2 separate regions of the Mus musculus genome follow, and region 2 is linked to region 1. A link is a loop called in an ENCODE intact Hi-C map of the cell type or tissue named here. Cell type or tissue: left cerebral cortex. All regions are shown on one strand. Links, peaks and the distances in the headings refer to the core of each region. The heading gives the core; the rest is flanking DNA.

What was found. Peaks named below come from ENCODE experiments on the same cell type or tissue, not always from the same donor. Only the 100,000 strongest peaks of a DNase experiment are listed, where the experiment ranks them.
Region 2: a loop joins it to region 1, with 15 times the contacts of the local background. A loop is called at or near these places in 25 of 42 quality-filtered maps.

Annotation. Positions count from the first base shown.
Region 1 is chr2:21,278,153-21,286,511 of GRCm38, forward strand. No RefSeq gene overlaps it. Among named protein-coding and RNA genes, the nearest start is that of Gm52501, 54 kb to the left of the region's middle. In left cerebral cortex, for the core only: a CTCF peak has its summit at 2,835 (motif pointing right); DNase peaks (open chromatin) are centred at 2,843 and 4,770; H3K4me3 peaks cover 256 bases.
Region 2 is chr2:21,924,141-21,932,499 of GRCm38, forward strand. Gm39767 (a long non-coding RNA gene) reads right to left here. Exons shown (of 6, transcript XR_866004.1): 3 at 2,297-2,428. Among named protein-coding and RNA genes, the nearest start is that of Gm39767, 36 kb to the right of the region's middle. In left cerebral cortex, for the core only: CTCF peaks have their summits at 2,079 and 3,704 (motif pointing left); a DNase peak (open chromatin) is centred at 3,662.

The DNA of each region.
Region 1 (8,359 bases), core at 297-8,296:
ATAAAAACCCCGAATTTTCAGCTCACAGTTACAGCCATGCGAGGAATCATGGAGGCAGGCAGGCATGATGATGGAGCAGCAGCTGAGGGCTTAAATGCCTTAGATCAGGCAGTATCACTAGCCTGTCCTCTGGTAAGAAAGAGCCTTCTGGCACCTCATAGCACAGTGGCAGAAGGCTTTACTGTGACAAGTGTGAAAGGAAGCAGCCACACAACCAGGCAAGGAAGCAAGAGGGAGCAGGCTTGCTGATCATGTGATGCACTTTCCTAGCAACTTATTAATCCTGGGGACAGGGCCCCAACACCCCAAGCTTGCTTTCTATCAGGTCCCATCTCTGAAAAGCTCCATTCCTATATAGCTGCATGCTGGGGAACCAAGACTTCAGCATATGCAACTTTGCAGATCCACCCACCCCATATCTGAACTGTGGCAGTAACAACAGTGTTTCACAAAATATTACAGAAAGCAGGGCGTCTCCAGAATCAAGGGAAGATCAGAGATGGAATTGCATGCCATAGCTGTGCATGGAAGGGAACAGGGGAGCTGAGAACTGGATCTGGATGTCTATTTGGTTTCTCTTTTCATTCCTAATCACTTTGCAACACACATGAAGCCATGTAAGGAATCATGGTGGAGCAGAGATTCCTGTCACCCGACTTCCAAATCTCAAGGCAAGCGAGTGGGCTTTCTCTTGAGTATTTTCTTTCCTTATCCCAGAGCTGAGGATTGAGCTCATGGCCTCGTGTATGCTCAACCCATCCTCTGGACTACACCCTATACCTCGGGGGAATTCCAGACTATTTCCACATCAGCATATATCGGTTTCTCCTGTGGAAGGAGGCAAGTTCTCTTGTGCAAGCTTCCACCCTCCTGTGATGGTTCTTTGCTGCCATGGCCCAATAGCTCAGTAGGGCATCTGGCATGGCATCAGGACGTGGCAACTTGGTGTGGGTACAAGTCTATTCAGACTTACTGTCCCTTCCACTTTCTTGTTTGCTCCTCACTTGAAGCAATCAACTTTCACCAGGTAAACAAAAAGCTGGCCAAAAGAAGGTAATAGAGGAAATAAATCTTGCTAATGGTCTGCAAGACTCCAGTCCATCATGGTGGGAGTGGCGTGGCAAAGAAGCTCACAAGAAGCAGATAGAGGAAGAGGAGAACAAGAGGCCAGAGCAAAATACAGCTCTAATGCACACCCCAGTGATTCCTTTCAATGTGGCTTGATCTAGTTGACATTCCCGGGCCTCTTTTTAACCATCATGTTATGAATCCAACAAAAGATTCATCTGCAGGCAGGTCCAAGCTGTCAGAATCCAATCACCAAGCTGGGGACCAAGGCCCCAGAGCATTTGGTTCCACTATCCCACCATCTTAGTTCCCCTGTATTTTCAAAGAAATTTTGAATCAGAAACTGGTAAACAAAACACATTTGTTTACAGTTTGTCTCGGGAAAGAATTACTCCTCGTTAATCTCCACCCTCTGTCATGATATAACTATCTTATGGAACGGATGGAAAAAGAGCCCAGAAGTACCATCAGAACTCTGATGTCTTCTCCTGCAGGGCCAGGCTTCAGCCTTTTCCTCTTTCAGCATTAAAATTTCCCTAGGAAATTTTAATTCTTAGGGGCTATTGTTTTTAGCATCCTTGATTTAACTGTGAAGGACATTCAGATCTAAACCTGAAAACTATGGCACTAAGACATGCCTAGCCACCTCACACGTGTCCATGTTCTCTTAGGCTTCAGTCACATGCTCTTTTGGCTGTCTATGTGTTACGGCCTGGCTCAAGCCCTTCCTGTTGGGTCGCCTATTGTACTGCTCAATCCCCTTCTCACAGTCCTGTGAAAGGGTAGCTAACAGTTCCTTTACACATTCTTTTATAGAATGTAGATTTACCATGGAGTGATTGCACAGACAGGGCCCTAATCCTGGACTCCAATTTGGCCATTTACAAGGTGACTTCTGTGAGATGCTTGCCATCATTCTTTCTTAGTTCCTGCATCTGCAGAATGAATTTAATAATAGGCTTATAGACATGATAAGGCAATGCATACAGTAATGGACAATACAATACATAATAACGATAACTGATATTCCTGTTACATAGCAGGGCTCACATTAACTAATACAAATGGCATGGTGCTCATGGAAGTGTCTATTCCAAGGGCTTTACATACTGAATTCATTTACTCCTCCTTGGGACCCCAGAAGGCAGCGATTGCTATCATTCCTTTTATGGATAAATAGTCAGAGAGAGAGGTTAGGTGTTTTTGTTTCCCCCCTTTGACATTACAGTTTAGAAGTGATGAACTGAGATGTGAGTCTTGCAGTTTGTCATCTGTCCATGCCCTTCACATGATAGTGTTGCCTAGTTCTGACTCAGCATGAATGCGGGTCTGAACCAAGAGCCTTGGGGCCAATCTATAGAATTGTGCTAGATGAGTGTTAAAAGGTTTGAGTTAACTTTGCGGTTGCTTCTAGTCCCTTCATTTCACATGTGGGACAGAACACAGAGAAAGAGGACCTCATGCCAATTCCACAAATATTCCAGTTTGTTCCCCAAAAGCTACCTCACGGAGAGGTAGGTAGCTCCTGCTACCCAGACAAAAACTGAACAAGGGTCAGCTTTGCCGTGAGGTAGAATTAACTATGAAAGCAAGCCTGGCATGCACTTCTGCCTCTGCCTAATGAGCTCCACAGGAAGCCAGGTCGGCTGCAAGGACAGCAGGTGTCCCACATGTCCACAGGCCACTTCACTGAGGTGGGCACAGCTCCAGTCTCATGCTTCTGGGCCTGGAAGGCAGGTGGTGGCCGGCACAGCAGGAACCTAGACCACTAGGGGGCGCCTGGACATCGGTTCCCAGGCTGCAGTGCTCTCAGGGCCTGAGCATCACCATGTTCTATGCTCCGGATCACAAGGCTCGAATCGGTCAGAGACTCAGCAAGTTAAGAGCTCTGAGAACTACCTCAGTTTCCCCATTCCCAGAAGCTCACCTCACAGTTCCTTCCTGTCAGCCTTGAGTGTGGAACAGGTGTGTGGAGGATGGTCAGCTCTCTTGGGATCCCATGTGGTTGTAGTTGTCTCTGTGTGTACGCGTGTGTATGTGTTTATTGGCTGTTCTAGGGATTGAACCCAGGGGCTCAGGCAGGCTAGATAAGCATGCTGCCTTCTAGATACCTCCCACTCTTTTTTCTTCTATATTTAATTTTTCAAAATTTTCTATGTTTTGAGACAAGGCTGCTTAGTTTGAACTCTCTTTGTGACCCAGCAGACCCTGAACTGTGGTTCTCCTGTTTCAGTCTACTACACTACACTACACTACACTATACTGAGGCATCTTACACTTTTCCCAGTTAACTCCTTATCACCTAAAAAAAAAAGTCTTATGTGACCTCAGGCATATAGTTATACAAAATACATATTAGAAGCAAAGCATTTACTGATTAAAAGCATCATCATAAGGAAATGCATTTTAAAGCAATTATTTGCTGTACATATAATTCTAACATTGATTAATAATTAAACAAATTTACATATTAATGAGATGTCTGTGCTTGTTTATTTTTGCACTATTTTTAAATTTAAGTTGGCGACTATTAGGTACTGCTGAACACACAGCTTATCATGGTTTAAGGCTTTAAAATCAGCAGCTGAGAACACCACTGTGAATAAGTCTGCAGTACAGAGTAGCAGCAGGTGTTTCAGGTCATTTTCGAAGTTGTTGGAAATTCTGCCCTAACCCTAAGACAAAGGAAGGAAGGAGGGAAGGAAGGAAGGAAGGGAGGAAGGAAGGAAGGAAGGAAGGAAGGAAGGAAGGAAGGAAGGAAGAAACTGAAACCAGCAATTCAAACAATAGTTTTAAAAATCAAGCTTTCTAGTAGAATCCAAACCACAGGGAAACCCATTTGATACTTCCATGCAGGGGAACTATGGGAGAAAATACTAAGTCTTTGCTTTCTCTCCTCTAATGAAACCATGTATTTCTATAAGAGCACAAAACCTTTTATGTACAATAAAATCCCCAGTTTATAACAAGCAAGGTCTGGAATCAGAGCCCGGGTGTTTGAGCTGCATTGCCGGTGCTGCACCGAATGCCGCTATGTGTAAGATGAACAATTGTACTCAGAACCGGGGCTGGATGCAGTCAAATCCCAGGATGTAGCGTGGGTGAGCACTTTCAGAGACACTTAATTTGACATTGTTGTGTGTTTAGAAACTTTTTCCTGTGGCAGAGTTTTTCTTGACTCTCAGTCAGTTACAAGAATGCCTTGTGGGAGGCTGTGTGCGGGGCGGGGGTGGGGGAGGATCACAGGCCTGGCCCTCGGTGGAACATAGTTTCAGAGCAGGAGGGTAGATCCCTAGTTGGTAACTTCTTGATTCTCTCATCTATTAGCGCATATGCTCTCCTATCAGCAGGGCAGCAGGTAAACACGAGGAACAGCCCAGAGAGGAGAGAACTGGGGCGGGTGAGGACACGGGACACAAGCTCCACACTAAGCTGAGCTCAGAACTAGAGTGAGGCAGGAGCAGCCCCACGTTTGTCCCAGACTGACTGAGCGGTCCTACGCTCAAGCACTCTGCCTCTTTTCATTGGTCTGAACTGCCACCCTGGCAGTAGCCTGTAGTGAATGAAAGGCCGTAGCTTCTTGCTGTTGCTGAATTTCAACTCCTCGCTCACTCCCCTCCATCTCTGCTCTCCTAATTGTGGATCTTCTTGCTCATACCGATTAAGACACTGATTGCTATGTAATAATACAGCTTCCTAATTAGCAATCGTCAGAATCAAAGTAGCTAACAATCAGTCAGAAGGCTCTGTGTATCCAAGGCGCTTTCACATGCTCTGCAAGTGTTGGCTCATTTAATCCTCTCAGCCACATAATGAGGAAAGGACCTCTCTGCAAAGCAGACTTGGTAGCTAAGGCTCTGAGGTTAAGTAGGCGATTTCATGTGATGTGCATTCCGCATGCTGGACAGAGAGTCTGCTCTTGGGAGTGTTTGTTTACAGTTGAATAGACTGTTGCCTTTCTGACTAGAGTTTTGGTGTCCTCAGTACTGGCTTTTTATAACCTGAAAGACTGCATTCACTCGTATCTTATTCTGATCGGGTTCTGGTTGGATGGCTAGGAATTTCAGGAAGAGTAACAACATCTTGCTCACTGTATATTCCTACAGCTCTAGGTTCAGGTATGCACTCATATTCATTGTGTTAGACTCCTCGAATCTATGTGAGCCTTCTATCACTGTGGGACATGGTGAAGTTTCTGTTCTAGAACAGTCAGGTAGCCATGACCTGTCTATCACTGGCACTACAACAGGTAGATGACCATAATCTGTCCATCACTGGCCAGCAGCTTGCTATTACCTGTCTGGCCTGCAGATGGCTATGACCTGTCTATCACTGGCCTGCAGGTGGCCATGACCTTTCCATCACTGGCCTGCAGGTAAATATGACCTCCTCATTGTTGGCCTGCAGATGCCCATGATCTGTCCATCACTGGCTGGCCTTCCTCCAAGACTCCTCATTCCTTCATTCAGATTTGGCTTTTGGGGTTTGGTTATGTCAATCATGACAGGCATATGTGTTTTAAAGTTACACCTTTTAGATTCATGTGAACAGGAAGGGCTAGAGAAACAACCCTTTACTCCTATTGCTGGCTTTCAATTTCAAGAGTAAACGAAATCCCATTATTCTGCATCAAACCATTTAATTTATCATTTTTAGATGATTTTCTTCACCACATGCTTTCTCTAAGCTTAATATGCTTTTCTGTAAAAGCACAATTAGTTAATTTGCATGTGAATGTATGTGTACATGAGTGATTGGCTATGTACTTGTGCAAAGACCAGAAGAGAAGGAAGGCTGAGTGAGTGTTCTCTTCTATACTCTGAGGCCTATTCCTTTGAGGCAAGGTTTCTTCCTGAACCCTGGCTGTATTTTCTCAGTTAGTGTGGAAGCTGGCTCGTCCCAGAGACCATCTTTCTCTGTTTCCTTCTGAGCTGGGGTCACGGGTGTGTGCAGGATATTTGGATTATTATGTGGGTGCTGGGATATGAACTTTAGTCCTTGGTTTTTATGACTGCACAGCAATTGCTCTTAACTATGGAGCCAGATGCCCAGTGCCTATCCCCCTGCCCTGTCTAGTGTCCTTCCTGGACAGTAAAAAGCCTTCACTTCATTCTCTTACCACCAGTTATTTACTGTTGGCTTTTTTTGAGACAGGGTTTCTATGTGTATCCCTGGCTGTCCTGGAACTTTCTCTGTAAACCAGGAATCCTTTCTCAAACTCAGAGATCCTCCTGCCTCTGCCTCCCGAGCGCTGGGATCAAAGGTGTGCGCCACCATGCCTGGTCAACAATCATTTTTTTTTTTTGGTTGAAAATAGATACTTTTTTCATACAATAAATTCTGATTATGGTTTTCTCTTCCTTGACTTTTCTCATATCTTCCTCACCTCTCCAACCACCCGAATCTACATCCTTTCTTGCTCTTTCTCAGAAACAAAAACCAAACCAAACCAAAACCAAACCAAAACCGAACAGGAATCTTAAAACAACAACTACAACAAAACAGAAACAAACCTTAATAATAAGACAAAGCAAACAAATGATTGGAAAAGCAAGAGCCAAAGACAAAGAACAAGAAATACATATAGACACAGAGACACACAGATTGGCACACATAGAAATACCCTAAAAACACAAAATTGGAAACCATGGTATATAAACAGACTTGTTGGCAAGGCCAAAAAAAAAAAAAAAAAAAAAGGGCGACATGTGACAAAACCTCTAAAAATAAATCTGAGTCCATCTTGTGCTTTGCATGGGGCCTGGCCTTAAGAGTGGTTTGTTTACCCAGTCAGACTTCTTTAGAGAAAACTAATTTTCCACTTGCTAATGGTTATCAGTTGGAATTAGTTTCTGGCCAACCACCAATTCTTAACTCTGATAAACACAATTCCTATCCAAATATGAATTACGGACTGAGAACTACAGACCAAATGCTAGGTTTCAGGAACCTGCAGGATGCAGTGACCTTTCCTGAAGAAGCGGAGAGGCTGGAGATCCTAGCTTCCTAGAATAGGATAGACTCTAGGAAAAGAAGACTCTAGAGAAAGGAAGTCCAATTGTATCTGGAACAATCTGGACATGCAAGCAAGGACCCCAACACTCAGGTTGACTCAGAGCCAGAATTGCTTTTTGTGTGAGGCAAGTTGAGCCACTGTGTGGGTGGATTCTGTCTATGTTTGTTGGAGATATTCATGAAATGGTCCATCTCCTTCTACTAATATGTTCAACACATTGAAAACGCCTTTCTGATTCCTGAATAGAAAAGCAATGGCTTGTGCTGTAAGATTGGGAATCGATAAATGGGACCTCATAAAGTTGCAAAGCTTCTGCAAGGCAAAAGACACCGTCAATAAGACAAAAAGACCACCAACAGATTGGGAAAGGATCTTTACCTATCCTAAATCAGATAGGGGACTAATATCCAACATATATAAAGAACTCAAGAAGGTGGACTCCAGAAAATCAAATAACCCCATTAAAAAATGGGACCCAGAGCTGAACAAAGAATTCTTACCTGAGGAATAACGAATGGCAGAGAAGCACCTGAAAAAATGTTCAACATCCTTAATCATCAGGGAAATGCAAATCAAAACAACCCTGAGATTCTACTTCACACCAGTCAGAATGGCTAAGATCAAAAAATTCAGGTGACAGCAGATGCTGGCAAGGATGTGGAGAAAGAGGAACACTCCTCCATTGTTGGTGGGATTGCAAGCTTGTACAACCACTCTGGAAAGCAGTCTGGAGGTTCCTCAGAAAATTGGACATAGTACTACCGGAGGATCCAGCAATACCTCTCCTGGGCATATATCCAGAAGATGTTCCAACCGGTAAGAAGGACACATGCTCCACTATGTTCATAGCAGCCTTATTTATAATAGCCAAAAGCTGGAAAGAACCCAGATGTCCCTCAACAGAGGAATGGATACAGAAAATGTGGTACATTTACACAATGGAGTACTACTCAGCTATTAAAAAGAATGAATTTATGAAATTCCTAGGCAAATGGATGGACCTGGAGGGCATCATCCTGAGTGAGTTAACCCAATCACAAAGGAACTCACACAATATGTACTCACTGATAAGTGGATATTAGCCCAGAAACTTAGGATACCCAAGATATAAGATACAATTTGCTAAACGCATGAAACTCAAGAAGAATGAAGACCAAAGTGTGGACACTTTGCCCCTTCTTAGAATTGGGAACAAAACACCCATGGAAGGAGTTACAGAGACAAAGTTTGGAGCTGAGACGAAAGGATGGACCATCTAGAGACTGCCATATCCGG
Region 2 (8,359 bases), core at 170-8,169, 650 kb after region 1:
GCTTAAGAGTAGTATACTTGGATCTTGAGGTAGATCAATTCCCAATTTTCTGAAGAATCACCCTATTGACTTTGATAGTGGCTGTACACATTTGCATTCCCACCAGCAAAGGAAGATTGTTCCCCTTATTCTGCATCCTTAACTGCATGTCACTTGTGTTATTGAGCTTAGCCATTCTGACAGGTGTAAGATAAAATCTTGAAGGACATTTGATTTTGAAGAGTAGATTACATTTTCATAATGGCTAAGAATGTTGAACATTTCTTTAAGTAGTTCCCAGCCATTTGAGTTCCTTCTATGGCTCGTCCTAGTGTTGAGAAATAGAATAGATGTTGGAGGTGGACTGGGGCAGGTGGGGACAGAAAGGGATGATCAGATGTGGACAGGGAGGAAAGACTGGGTTTCGGGAGAGGATTCAGGGAGAGACAGATGCTATTGAGGGGCATCTGAGAGACAATATGGAAACCTAATGCAATGTAAATTTCCTAAAACATTTGAAGGCAGTCCTAATAAGATCTCCTAATAATGAGGAATGCAGAGTCCCAACTGTCTAACTCTTGTCACCACATGAGGTTTCCAGTAGTATTCAATTGATTTTTTTGGGGGGGAGGGGCAGGGGAAATCTCCAAACAAACTAGACTGTTGTTAAGATAATGAGTTGCTCTCTGAAAACTGACACTGAGGCCTCATTACTGAGGACAGCACATACAGAACTCATTGAACATTGAATGTGGAGAAGTTGAGCTAGTGCCTACATGGAGCTTCACCCCCACATTCTAGTCAGTGTCTTTGGTGCAAGAAGGTACTCTGCAGGCTACCAAAGGAGAAACATGAACACCAACCCAGATACGAAACCTTTGACCTACAACCTGTTCTGCCTTATAGATGGGCTAGAGTAACAGTGGTACAGACTTGTGGGAAGAGCCAAACAATGTCTGACTGACTTATGGCCCAGTCCACAAGATGGAATCCATACCCAACACTGCGTGGCTGACCAAGAGCCAGAGACTAGATAGACCAGAGACCTAGGGTAAAACCAAACACTATTGGTCTAAAGAAAAACTATTAATAAAATGACTCCTAAGAATATTCCCATATACTCACAGAGCAGTGCCGTATTCAGTCATCATAACGCTAAAGGGATCCACAACCCTATAGATGGAACAACATTATGAACTAACCAGTACCCCAGAGCTCTTGACTCTAGCTGCGTATGTATCAAAAGATGGCCTAGATCACTGGAAAGAGAGGCCCATTGGACTTGCAAACTTTATATGCCCCAGTACAGGGGAACGCCAGGGCCAAAAAGTGGGAGTGGGTGGGTAGAGGAGTAAGAGGGAGGGTATGGGAGACTTTTGGGATAGCATTGGAAACATAAATGAGGAAAATACCTAATAAAAAATATTTTTTTTAAAAAAAGAAGAAGCTTCCTTCTGCAAGAGACAGGAAAAAACAAGACACATCATCAGACATTATGCAGAAAGAAAGAGAGTTCTTGGAATGCACAGCTCTAAATGGCATGTCTCCATCAAATCTCTCTCCCCCAAGCTCAGGAACACTATGTAAGAGGATCTGCAGAGTATAGGGATGGAGAACAAGTTCCTCTGAATCAATGAAGCAGGCTCATAGGAACTCACAGAGTCTGAAGCAGCAGGCACAGGCCCTGCACTGGTCTGCACCAGGTCCTCTGCATATATATTGTAGCTTTCAGCTTAGTATTTTTATGGGACTCCTGAGTGTAGGAATAGGTGGGTCTCTGACTCTCATTCCTGCACTTGGGAAATTTTACTTCTGTTGGGTTTGCTTGTCCAACTTTGATATGATTTTTCTTTTCTCATGGTATATCATATGAGAAATGGATGTATTTTCAATAAAAAGAAAAATGTAAAACTAAGTCAAGTAAAAAGGAAGCCTCTTTGAAGACTTATTTACTTATTTACTTACATATTTGTGTGTTTGTGGTTGTCTTTAGGTGTGTCTTTGTGCGGTATTCATGGAGGGCCTGTGAAGACTACAAAAAGACATCAGATCTCTTGGAACTGGAGTTACAGTGATTGTGAGCCCCCATGTGGCTGCTGGGAATTGAACGGAGTCCTCTCCAAGAGCTGCCATGTTCTTAGCCACTGAGGCATCTCTCTAGCCTTCAAATAAGAGAAATGTTGTATACATAAAATCAACAATCATCCCAGGTCTTCCAGAGTATTGTGTTTGCTCCTCTGTCTTAAGCATTCATCAGTTTCAAGGGTTGTTTTTCAAACTGCTTAAAAAGAACAAGAAATAACAAAGAATACCCTACCTCTGAATCCCCTGGTTCCTGTATTTCCTAGATTCAACCAATCACAAGAAAACAAGTATCCAAGAAGAACAGGTTGTACCGTGTGACACACCTGTGCAGGATGTGGACAGATCGATTTCTTAATGCTATTTCCTAAAAAGAAATAACATATAACAACTGTTTACATTACAGTGAGTTATTGATCATGAGGTATAAAGAAATGTCTATTCATCCCAGCCAAGTTTCCAGACCAAAAAAAGGATTGCATCCAAGTCTAAACACCTGAACCAGTCAATTTAGTATAGAAACTTTAGTGTTACTTATAGGGGAATGGATGATCCCAATGTCCCACATCAGCATGGATCATGACTTATGAAAGCCACCTCACTGAGTCACATTCCCACTCAGTTTTCTTCTTTTTATACCCATAACACCTGCAACTGGGAGGGAGCTAACAGGAGTGGGAGTTGAATTCAGTCGAGAGTCCCACCTCTCTAAGACATGATACTAATACCTTCTTTATGATTCCTACAGGCTCAACTATAGCTTTATCACATTTGCATAGTTTGTTGCCATTGTTATTAGGTCAAAGAACCATGCTTCCTTATATCTGTGGGTTGGTCATACCCAGGGAATAGTCTTTATTATATCAACTTAATGTTGGCCTCTCATAGATATTATAAGTAATCTAGAGGTGACTTAAGGTAGGATGTTATACATAGATTATATTAAAGTAGTACATCCCTTTTGTAAAGGACTTGAACATCTTCAGGTATGGGTAGCTGCAAGGTTGAGAGGGTATAGAACCAGTCTTCCAGGGACACTAAGAGATGTCTATGTATTTTGGACCACCTGTGATGATTTAAGTGTCTATTCAATACCTGTGAGAGAACCAGTTGTTGATGCCTACAAGAAACTTCAATTTAGGTGTGTGTGGAAAAGCTGAGGGGAAAGGGTCTTCCAAATTCCATTCTAGATTCATCGTTCTTCTGATCACATATTTTATAACAGATATAAGTACATCTTTTTGGTCTTGCAGGAACAAACATTAACATTAACAAAGCATACTTTAAAAAAAAAGAACTCTTCACAGTTAGCCTTTAAAGAGAATAATAGTGTATAATTGCCACATTGCAGTGTTAGCATTTCTAACAACTTAAGAACTCAAGGTGGCCTCAAGGACTCCCACAATTCAGAGATAGTCAGAGCTTAAAGGGTGCTAGAACATTTAACATGTGGAAATATCCCTGTAAGTCTAGTTTGAAGGTCTGCTACTCTGAACATTTAATATCTTATTTCTTAAGGGTATAACATTTTAAAACCAGATTTGGAACAAAGATCTCATTAAACATTATCTGGTTAACATTCTCAAAGCAAATCAAATAAAGTGGAAAATGTCTGGGGATGTATAGACATTTCCTGGAACTGGGAGGACACCTGGTGGCCAATACTATTAAATACTTTTAAAAGAGTTTTTTTTTTTTTTTTTTTTCTTTTTAGCTTGATTCAGTAAATACAGTTACTGATTACATTGTAACTACCTGGTCTATAAGCAGTGATTATAAAGCAACGTAAAGCATTAACTTTGTTTAGAGATGCTATCAGAACAGGAAAAAAACTGGGAGCTAGTTAGCACAGTCAGATTATACTCAAGAAATCCAGGTGCTGTTAAAATAAAATAAAATAAAACCCAAGAAATAAAAGTGTAAGTGGAAAGGCTGGGGACACAGCTCAATGACATGCCCGAGGCCAAGAGGTCCATCCCAAGTGCCAGCAGGGGAAGACAGACAGACAGAAAGACAGTCAGACAGTGGGAGTGGTGCCAGAGCACTGCCCACCCCACATTCTTTAGTATCACAGCCAAGTCTTCCTTAGGAGAGTATCTGCCTGCATTTTTCATACAGCTCAGGGTAGATTTGGATCCAAATATCTCTCAACTTCACTTCTGTCATGGGAGGTGAATATGAATTAGGTCAAGACACTTTGGGAGTAGAACTTCCTCTTATCTATTGGATGAGAAACAATCTCCTTCTGCAGGTTGCTCCTCAGCCTGGAGCTGTAGGCTGTAAAAATCCAAGGAAAAGAGTGCTTAGAAGAAGCTGACAGTAAGGAACGGTAATATCTTACCACAGGATTTGAGCATCTGGACCTACTCATACTACCTCTGGAAATCCAGTAGAGTCAGTACTGCAGAAAAAGTGAGTGAATTAATAAAAAGCAAAAGCAAAAGAGAAACCATCAGGTAATGGGAAACAGTTTACAACTTTCATATGTAAACATATACATATATGTGTGTGTGTGTGTGTGTGTGTGTGTGTGTGTGCGTGTGTGTAATAAAATTACTTAAAGATAGTTATAAAACTGACAAATAAATTATGCAATATTTTTCTCAAGTATGAAAGGGGCCCGTTGTCAAGCTCTGGGCTTCTTCTTCAGTCCGGAGGACCTTGTGGAAACCCAAGAGCATCTTGCTTTCCCATGGAAACCTTTGGGTCCCCAAAACTAACTAGCTTGAAACCCTACCCCACCAATTCCATCCCAGTCTGATCTTCTCGCCATCCTAATTGAGTCTGCCTAGGGCACAGCCTGCAAAGGTGAGTTGTGCTTGATCCTCTAAGCTCCATTGTCTAACTCTGCTCTTGCTCTTCAATCCTGAGAAGTCTTGCAGAACCCCAAGAACGTCCTGCTTCCCTGTCTTAGGAGGCCCTAAGACTAAACAGTTTGGAATTCTGCTCCAACAATTCCTTTCCACTCCAGTCTGCCAGCAACACAGCCTGCAGACATGAGTTGCCAGGCATTCCATGAGCTCCATTGTCTAACTCTGGCCTCATTGTTTTGGTCCTGAGGACCCTAGCAAGACCCCAAGAGCCTCCTACTACTCCAAGAGGCCTGAGAAGACCCTGAAGATTTAACAGCTTGGAACATTGTTCTACCAATCCCTTGTCAGTGGAGTCTGCTTGAGGCACAGACAGCAGAGTCTTCTGACCTCCATTGTCTGGCTCAGGGCTCCTTTCTCCTTCCTGAAAAGTTCTGCTCCTATCAGGATTATCCAGCCAACACCAGGGAAAACCAGGTGCCTAAAGAACAGCCTAAGAACAAAATCAACAAGACCGAGAGCAATATGGTACATCCAGAGCCCAGCTATCCTGCTAAAACAAATCTTGGATATCCTAATGAAATTGAAGCACAAGAAGAGGACTTTAAATTTAATCTTACAAAGATGATAGAGCTTTAAAGGGAACATGAATAAATCTCTTAAGGAAATACAGGAAAAAACATTCAAACAGGTAGAAGCATTAAAAGAAGAATCAAATAAATATAAAGAAATACAGGAGACTACAATCAAACCGGTGAAGGATATTAATAAAACTGTCTAAGACCTGAAAATGAAAAAGAAGCAATAAAGAAAACATGACATTGATGCAATCTTGGAAATAGAAAACTTTAGAAAGAGAAGAGAAACTACAGATATAAGAATGACCAACAAAATACAGGAGATGGATGACAGAATCTCAGGCATAAAAGATAAGATAAAGGAAATCAATAGATCTTGGGCACAAACTTGGTGGAGGGTCCCAAGGTCCCCAGAAGACTCTCAACACTGTAGGTGCCCTAGCACACCCAGGATCTTGAGATAACTGGTGAGTAGAATGCAACATCTGTTCCAAAAAACACAGAGGGTCTTGTGCCAGCAGGAACAGGGACAAAGGAATCCCACCCAACCAGCTGCTGGGGTTTGTTCCAGTCAGCGCCAGCTCTGTGCCATCTTGGGTGCAAACTGGGCAGGTCCTAGCACACAAAGGATCATGAGATCACTGAGACCAGTCTACTCAGGAGAGCATGGGGGCAGCAGAAGCAACAGAGCTCCTTGGACAGGATCACTTTGGGCCTTTATCCTCAGCCAGGAGGCAGAGCTGAGACCCAGACTCCTGGGCACCTTCCCTGCCAGAGGAGAGTCAGCCTACAGGGAGGGCTCTGACCTCAGGACTCAGGAGGTGGATCTGAGCTCCAGACCTCTGTGCACCTTCCCTGCAAGAGAAGAGCTTGCCTGTAGAGAGTGCTCTAACCACTGGGACTCAGGAAAGAGTTGGACTCCCAGGAGGGCTGACAAAGGCTAGAGAATCACAGGAGGAACAAGCTCCAGCCAGAGAAAGTTAGAACATTAACGCAAGAGATTACCAGATGGTGAAAGGCAAATGAAAGAATCTTATTAACAGAAACCAAGACCACTTGGCATTATCAAAACCCAGTATGCCCACCACAGCGAGTTCTGGATACCCTAACACACCCAAAAAGCAAGATTCAGATTTAAAATCATATCTTATGATGCTGGTAGAGGAATTTAAGAAGGGCAATAATAACTCACTTAAAGAAATACAGGAGAACACTGCTAAACAGGTAGAAGTCCTTAAAGAATTACAGGAAAACACTGCTAAACATGTAGAAGTCCTTAAAGAGGAAACACCAAAAAAATCCCTTAAAGAATTACAGAAAAACGCAACCAAACAGGTCATGGAATTGAACAAAACCATCCAAGATCTAAAAATGGAAGTAGAACCAATGAAGAAAACCCAAAGGGAGACAACTCTGGAGATAGAAACCCTAGGAAAGAAATCAGGAACCATAGATGCAAGCATCAGCAACAGAATACAAGAGATGGAAGAGAGAATCTCAGATGCAGATTTCATAGAGAACATGGACACAACAATCAAAGAAAATGCAAAATGCAAAATGATCCTAACCCAAAACATCTAGGAAATCCAGTACACAATAAGAAGACCAAACCAGCATTCTGGTCAGGGTCACCCCCACCATCTTCCTTCTGAGCCCACCGGAGGCTGCTGAGGGCTCCAGAGTGCTTTCCACTCTGCAGGACCCCGAGATCACAGGTGAGTGGAACACATCATCAGCTACAAAGAATCGAGCAGGGTCTTGTGCCAGCAGGAAAAGGGACAACGGAACCCACCTGACCAGAGGCTGGGATCCATTCAGGTAGGGGCCAGCTCCGCCATCTTCTCCATGAACCAGGCTGAGGGCATCTAGGGCACCAGAGGGCTCTACACGCCACAGGACCTCTAGCACACCCAGGACCTCCTGATGATCTGAGAGCATGTGGGCAATAGGAGCAACAGAGCTTCTTGGTCAGGGTCCCCTCAGGCCTTTATCCTCAGACCCAGACCCCTGGGCACATTCCTTGCCAGAGGAGAGTCAGCCTACAGGGAGGGTTCTGACCACAGAACTCAAGAGGTGGATCAGAGCCCCAGACTGCTGGACACCTGCCCTGCAAGAGGAGAGCTTGCCTGTAGAGAGTGCTCTGACCACTGGAACTCAGGTGAGAGTTGGACTCCCAAGAGTGCTGACAGAGGCTAACAGAATCACAGGAGGATCAAGCTCCAATGAGAGAAAGCTTGATCATTAACACCAGAGATTTCCAGATGGCAAAAGGCAAACATAAGAATCTTACTAACAGAAACCAAGAATACTGGGCATCATTAGAACCCAGTACACCTACCACACCGAGTCCTGGTAAGCCTAGCACACCCGAAAAGCAAGACACGGATTTAAAAATCATATCTCATGATGGTGGTAGAAGATTTAAAGAAGGTCATTAATAACTCATGTAAAGAAATACAGGAGAAGAGTGATAAAGAGGTAGAAGCCCTTAAAGAGGAAGAACAAAAATCCCTCAAGGAATTACATGAGAATACTGTTAAACAAGTAGAAGCCCTTAAAGAGGAAACACAAAAATCCCTCAAGTAATTACAGGAGAACACTGTGAAACAGGTAGAAATCCTTAAAGAACTACAGGCAAACACTGCTAAACAGGTAGAAGAAACACAAAAATCCCTTAAAGAATTACAGGAAAACACAACCAAATAGGCAATGGAATTGAACAAAACCATCCAAGATCTAAAAATGGAAGAAGAACCAATGAAGAAAACCCAAAGGGAGACAACTCTGGAGATAGAAACCCTAGGAAAGAAATCAGGAACCATAGATGTGAGCATCAGGAACAGAATACAAGAAATGGAAGAGAGAATCTCAGGTGCAGAAGATTCCATAGGGAATATGAACAAAACTATC